Linked DNA regions of Homo sapiens: region 2 is linked to region 1. Evidence: read pairs that join two places in POLR2A ChIA-PET (ENCODE). Cell type or tissue: Panc1. All regions are shown on one strand. Each heading gives the region's core, and the rest is flanking DNA. Links, peaks and the distances in the headings are about the cores only. Region 1 has its middle 8.5 kb from the start of ISL2. Region 2 overlaps ETFA (electron transfer flavoprotein subunit alpha).

Region 1 (2,975 bases), core at 327-2,826:
CGCCCCGGCCCGGTCCGGGCGATTTAAGCTCCAGCTCCCCGGGCTTTTACGGCTTCTAAACTCTCCGGGGCTCGGGGGAGCGCAACGCCCAGGTGAGCGCGGCCGCGTCTGGTTGTAGCTCGCGGGGACGCAGTGCCGCCACAGGTTGCTTTCTGCCGGGGCGAGGGCCGCCCCCCGGCTCTCCAGAGGCTGAGGGGCCGCAGCGGAGACCGCTGGGCGGAGGCGAAAGGCCTCTGCCGGGCCCAGCCTATGAAGTTGACGGTGCGACTGGGCGTATTCGGAGTGAAAGCGACAACTTCGCCCGGGCTTTGCAGCCCAGAATTTGGGTCAGGTAGGAGAGGCTGCCCAAGGCCCGGGAGCAGCGACGTTTGAACACTCAGCGGCGTTGCCCAAGCCAATTCCCCGCAGCGGCGGCGGCTCCCTTCCCCCGGAGCTCTGCGGGGCCCACCGCCCCAGACTCGCAACTGTACGTCGGAGCCGCAGCTTCGGGCCCGGCCACTCTCCCGCCCTCCAGACGCCAGCAGTTGCGAGGCTGGGACCTCGAACCCTGAACCTGGCCCCGGGGAGCCTCGGTCCTGACCGCGGCGTTCCTGGGACATTTCTTCCAGGGCTCTTTGCCACGTTCTGGAAAGTCTTGAGTCTCGATAATCTGGAAAGAAATCACTCCTCACAATCCCCTATTCTTCCACTTCCTCGTCCCTGCTCCCTGCCCCCTCCCTCCCCCACGCCCTAACAGCTGACCTGATCTCTGGTTAGCTACTCTCAAACCACGCCTTAACTTAAACACGCTCTTTCCCAACGGGGAACCGGCCTTCCTGAGCTCCTGCCGGCCCCTGGGCTTACGCCTTGACCCACTCCCCCGCTGGCTCTGACCTTCCGGACCAGGAGGTACCGAGGCGGATGGCTGGATTCACCTTGCACTCCCGCCTCTCTGGCTGGATTGTTGCTGGGGCCCCAAATGTGTTGTATACATTGAGCCGCTCCCTACCCAACTCCACATCTGGATCCCAATGGAGTATTTCCTTGTGCCCTTTCTTGCTCTCATTACTACTCTCAATCTAGCTCTATTCATCTGCATCTTTCATGCACAGTCTCCATCAACAAGGTGCTAGTCTGTACTTGGCCACACAATCCTCATTACTGCACTGAATCCCAGTATTTTCAAGAAAGTTTACTTTTACATCAATCAGACCCCGATTTAAAAGCCTCTAATCTTTCCCGCATCAGCTTCATAAACTCTGAATTTCCTGCTTTTATCACCACTCCCCTGGGAACTTCTCTGCAAATATTCATCCATTGTTTCTCTCTCTAGCATGCTGCTATTTGGCTAATTCTCTTACTCTCTTTGGTGAACACCCATGAGAAAGCACAGCTAACTAAATGTGTGGCCATCTGTGTCCTCCCCTAGGCAGAAGAGGTAGAACCTCAAATTTTCTAGAGAACAATCTTAGACAATATCCATTTAAACCCTGTATTGGCAGCTCTGACAAAATTGAGCTTTGTTATTCCATATTCAAAACACAAAGCCTGATTTCTGTTCCACAATCCATTAAATATTAAAGTTTGTTGGGAATACTGCCACAGGGACTCTGAATTTCCCAGAATTATGCAGTCTTTCAATATGTATTAAATTTTGTGTAAAAACTTATAGCCATAAACTGTCTATCTCTGGGAATCCCTTTCCTTCCTCAATTGCATAGAGCTATCCAAATTAATAGTTAAGTCTTCTGAGAAAATCGTATTCTAAAGTGAATCTAGCTAAATAACTCCCACTTTCCACCTATGGCCTCTTTTATTGAATTTTTTACTATGCAATTGGGTATCTCATATTAAAAGTTCAGTAAGTATAAAATACAACACTTGTCATTGTTACAGGTAATTTAATTTATGGGGAAATCCCTACTGTATTACAAAAGATGTTTAAAGATGACTTGGGAACCCGTAAAACTGATATTTATTAATGTAACTAACCAAGCGTAGATGTGACACCTCACTAGGGACCACTGTAATAAGGCTTCAGAGTTGAATCCTTTCCCTGGAAACCCACATAGAAAACGATGCACCCCTTTGGGTGGGTAGCAACTATGGAAGAGAAAAGCTTGTAATGTTTTGTACAGTGATACAGAGAGATGCAGGAATCTTAACACACAATAACCACTTTTATCTAGGTAACTTCCCAATATTCAAAAAAGACAGACACAATCATATAAATAACAAAAAGAGGAATTTGATTTTTGATTCATGGATGATGAGGAAAGAGATAACTAATTAGATGTTGAGATAACTAATGTAGACGTTTCCATTCATAGCGTTAAAACGCTGCAATCTGTCAAAAGCAAAAATTCAGAGCTAATTAACCATTAATGAAATTCTTTATTCAATAACCTGTTATTTCCTTTTTAAAAAAAATGAGAAAACCCAAATATTCTGGATAAATCAAAAGTTTTTGACAGTGAGATTTATTCGAAGTTTTAGCCCCCTATCTAATGGCCAGCCAGAAGGTAAAAGGAGAAATCTGTATTTCTGTTGGGAAGGAATGGTCTAAGTTAAAGAAAGGAAGCCTCAAAGAACCCAGACCTGATTATTAAAGCCATTTCTGGGCACTTGAGAGGTAAAGCTGGTCCTCATTAACTCTGCATATCTCTTCCCTTATCTCTAAGTTTGCAGCAGCATTTCCTATATCCCAAAGAAGGGGAATGTTCCCTTTAATATTTGTGCCAGCATCACCTTGACATTCAGGAAGTAAAATATAAATGCAGCTCCATTTTCCCACCTCCCATTTTCTTTCAGTAATTGCCAGCAAGCCTTCCATCATCTGCAAGTGGGGTGGGGGCAGTGTGAAGGAATTCTGCTAAAAGCGCTGCTGAAAAACCCACAGTGGCCTTTGGCCATCCAAGCAGCCATGGCTAACAGAAGGCACCTACTTTTCTATCTGAAGACTACAGGGCCCCCCAGACACGTTTTCCTTGCCAGCC
Region 2 (2,870 bases), core at 106-2,605, 94 kb after region 1:
GCTGTGTGAGGTGGCTCATGCCTATAATCCCAGCACTGGAGGCTGAGTTGTAGAATGTACAATAAGTTTACCTGTGAAGTAGAAGGAAACCCAGGAGTTCAAGGGTGCAGTGAGCCGTAGTTGTGACGCTACACTCCAGCCTGGGTGACAGAGTGAGACCCTGTCTCTAATTATATAAAAATAAAGTCACCTTAATAAAAAAGATTCTATATGGTCCTGTCCATTTGCTAGATGTGGGCTGCAAATTTGGTTTTTAGAAGCCAATTCATATTGGGAAACAAGATCAGTGCCCTGAGGTACAGTGTCCCAACGTAAAAACAAACTAATGGCACATGGGAAGTATCATTTGGCCTGGTATCAAGATCAGAGAGAGAGATATATCCCTTGAGTCCTTATAAAGAAGGCTCTATTGATTGACATCCTCAACAATACCTTTACTGTAAATAAGACAGTGGTTTCATAGGACTGCGTTTTTAATAATGTCCCTCAGTGTACACTAATTGCCTAATATTAAGTGCATTTTCGTGAGAGGCAGAAATTATGTGATTTCGTATCTGCTGTTCAGGCTTATTCTAGGGTAGTGACTAGTGATCTAGTTGTAGAACCCTTCTTCAAAGGAAATTTTATCAGGAAGCCCCATGTATAATATGGGAAAAAGTGGAGTTGAAGTGGGGTGGTATATCTAGAGTGCTACTAGCTCAGCTCTCGCCCTTTCTCATTTTCCTGAGACAGTCTGTACTACACCTGTGCGGAATGACTAGCGCCCTGAGCACATTATCAGAACTACTGTCCAGAGAAAATTGTTGAATTGCATAGCCCCAGATCTCTACAAATGTGTCTATGGGAACTGAATTCTGATTTTTGTCGTCTATTAGTATTTCAACTACTTTATTTTAAATTGTCACCCCTTTTAAAACCCCTTATTTAGTATCATTATCTTACTCTCAGAAACTGACCATTCCTTCTACTTCACAAGTAAACTTACTGTACTTTCTACATAAGCAAAGCAATACAAACAAAAATCCAGCTTATCTACATGTGGATAAAAAAAGAGGGCCTCCCTTTTTAATTTTGCTAATATGTCTGCTTTTCCTCTGGACCCCATCATTTTGTACCTTCTTTGAGACAGTGTTCCATTAGTTACCCCATCCTCCGAGTCAGAGTCTCTCCTCTATTGGCCCCTTTTCTATAGTCTTAAAAAGAAAACCCTTTATCTGCCCAGCAGCTTCTTTTCCTCATTACCTACTGCCCCTTTCACCTCTCTTGCTAGGCTAAGCTTGAAAATGTAGCTTATATTCGCTGTATTCCTTTTCCTTCCCATTCTTTTCTTTTTATTTAAAAGTTTATATATAAATTTATGAAAATATAAATATATATACAATTTACATAGAAATAATAAACACTAATGTTTTCATCCCTGAATTTAAGAAACAATATTACAGTACTGTTGAAAACCCTTGTGTACTCTTCCTTTAATACACATTTTTTCCTCCCCTCAAAAGTAACCATTACTGGCTGGGCATGGTGGGTGGCTCACACCTGTAATCCCAGCACTTTGGGAGGCTGCAGCAGGAGGATCATGTGAGCTCAGGAATTTGGGACCAGGCTGGGCAACATAGCGAGACCTCCTTTCTACTTTAAAAAAAAAAAAAATTTAGTTGGGTGTGGTGGCATGTAGCTGTAGTCCCAGCTACTCAGGAGGCTGAGGTGGGAGGATCACTTGAGCCAGGGAGATCAAGGCTGCAGTGAGCTATGATTGTGCCACTGCACTCCAGCCTGATCAACAGAGCAAGAAAAAAAAGGAAAAAAGTAGCCATTATCCTAAATTTGATTACTATTGTTTCAAGACATTTCATTTTTACTTTACTACATATCTACAGATCCCTAAGCAGTATATAGCTGAGATTTTTCAATATGAATATGATGAATGATTTAGAGGCATACCAGATGTTGATCCTCTCAGCCTTTGGAACAGTGGATTTTATGACCAGCCTTGTTCGTGTACCATACAAATGTTATCTTCTGTGTGCCATGGTATAAAAAAGTTGGGGAGCACTGATATATAATATTATTGTGTATATTTTTGAAATTATCATTAGTAATGTCCTATATATGTTCTTTATCTTTTTTTCAATCCATCTTACATTTGTGAGGTTCATCTTTGTTAATGCAGGTAGCATTTTTTTCATTTGTATTTCATTTATGTATGGTATTCTATTATATGAATTTATCACACTTTACCTATTTTCTTATTAATGGTTGTTTATTTAAGTAGTTATAATTTCTTGCTTACAAATAATGTTACCATGAAGATTATTAATAATGTTTACTTGTATGTTAGTGTTTTACTAGAGAAATATGCCTTGGGGTGAAATTGCTAATTGTAGAGAATCTAGCTTTACCAGATTTTGACAAATTGTTTTCCAAAGTGGTTATTCCAGCTTATATTTACCAACAGTTTTAACAGCTCTCTGAACTTTGCTTATTTACAGTTTTAAAAAAACTTTTGCAGTTCTTGAGATAGGCGGTAGTTCTGAAGATGGGTGGTGATGGTTGCATAACAAGGTAACTGTACTTAGTGTCCCAGAACTATATATTTTAAAATGATTACTGGGCCGGGCATGGTGGCTCACACCTGTAATCCCAGCACTTTGGGAGGCCGAGGCGGGCGGATCACAAGGTCAGGAGATTGAGACCATCTTGGCTAACACAGTGAAACCCCGTCTCTACTAAAAATACCAAAAATTAGCTGGGCGTGGTGGCGGGCGCCTGTAGTCCCAGCTACTCGGGAGGCTGAGGCAGGAGAATGGCATGAACCCGGGAGGCGGAGCTTGCAGTGAGCCGAGATCGCGCCACTGCACTCCAGCCTG

What was found. Peaks named below come from ENCODE experiments on the same cell type or tissue, not always from the same donor. Only the 100,000 strongest peaks of a DNase experiment are listed, where the experiment ranks them.
Region 2: POLR2A ChIA-PET joins it to region 1 with 8 read pairs; 8 of 35 experiments call an interaction of 5 or more read pairs at or near these places.

The regions. Positions count from the first base shown.
Region 1 is chr15:76,343,744-76,346,718 of GRCh38, reverse strand. No RefSeq gene overlaps it. Among named protein-coding and RNA genes, the nearest start is that of ISL2, 8.5 kb to the right of the region's middle. RefSeq lists a silencer at 1-64 and an enhancer at 72-573. In Panc1, for the core only: no CTCF peak of the experiment used is centred there; no DNase peak of the experiment used is centred there; H3K4me3 peaks cover 811 bases; H3K27ac peaks cover 409 bases; H3K27me3 peaks cover 1,572 bases.
Region 2 is chr15:76,249,484-76,252,353 of GRCh38, reverse strand. The region is part of intron 9 of ETFA (electron transfer flavoprotein subunit alpha); the gene reads left to right. Among named protein-coding and RNA genes, the nearest start is that of ETFA, 61 kb to the left of the region's middle. In Panc1, for the core only: no CTCF peak of the experiment used is centred there; no DNase peak of the experiment used is centred there.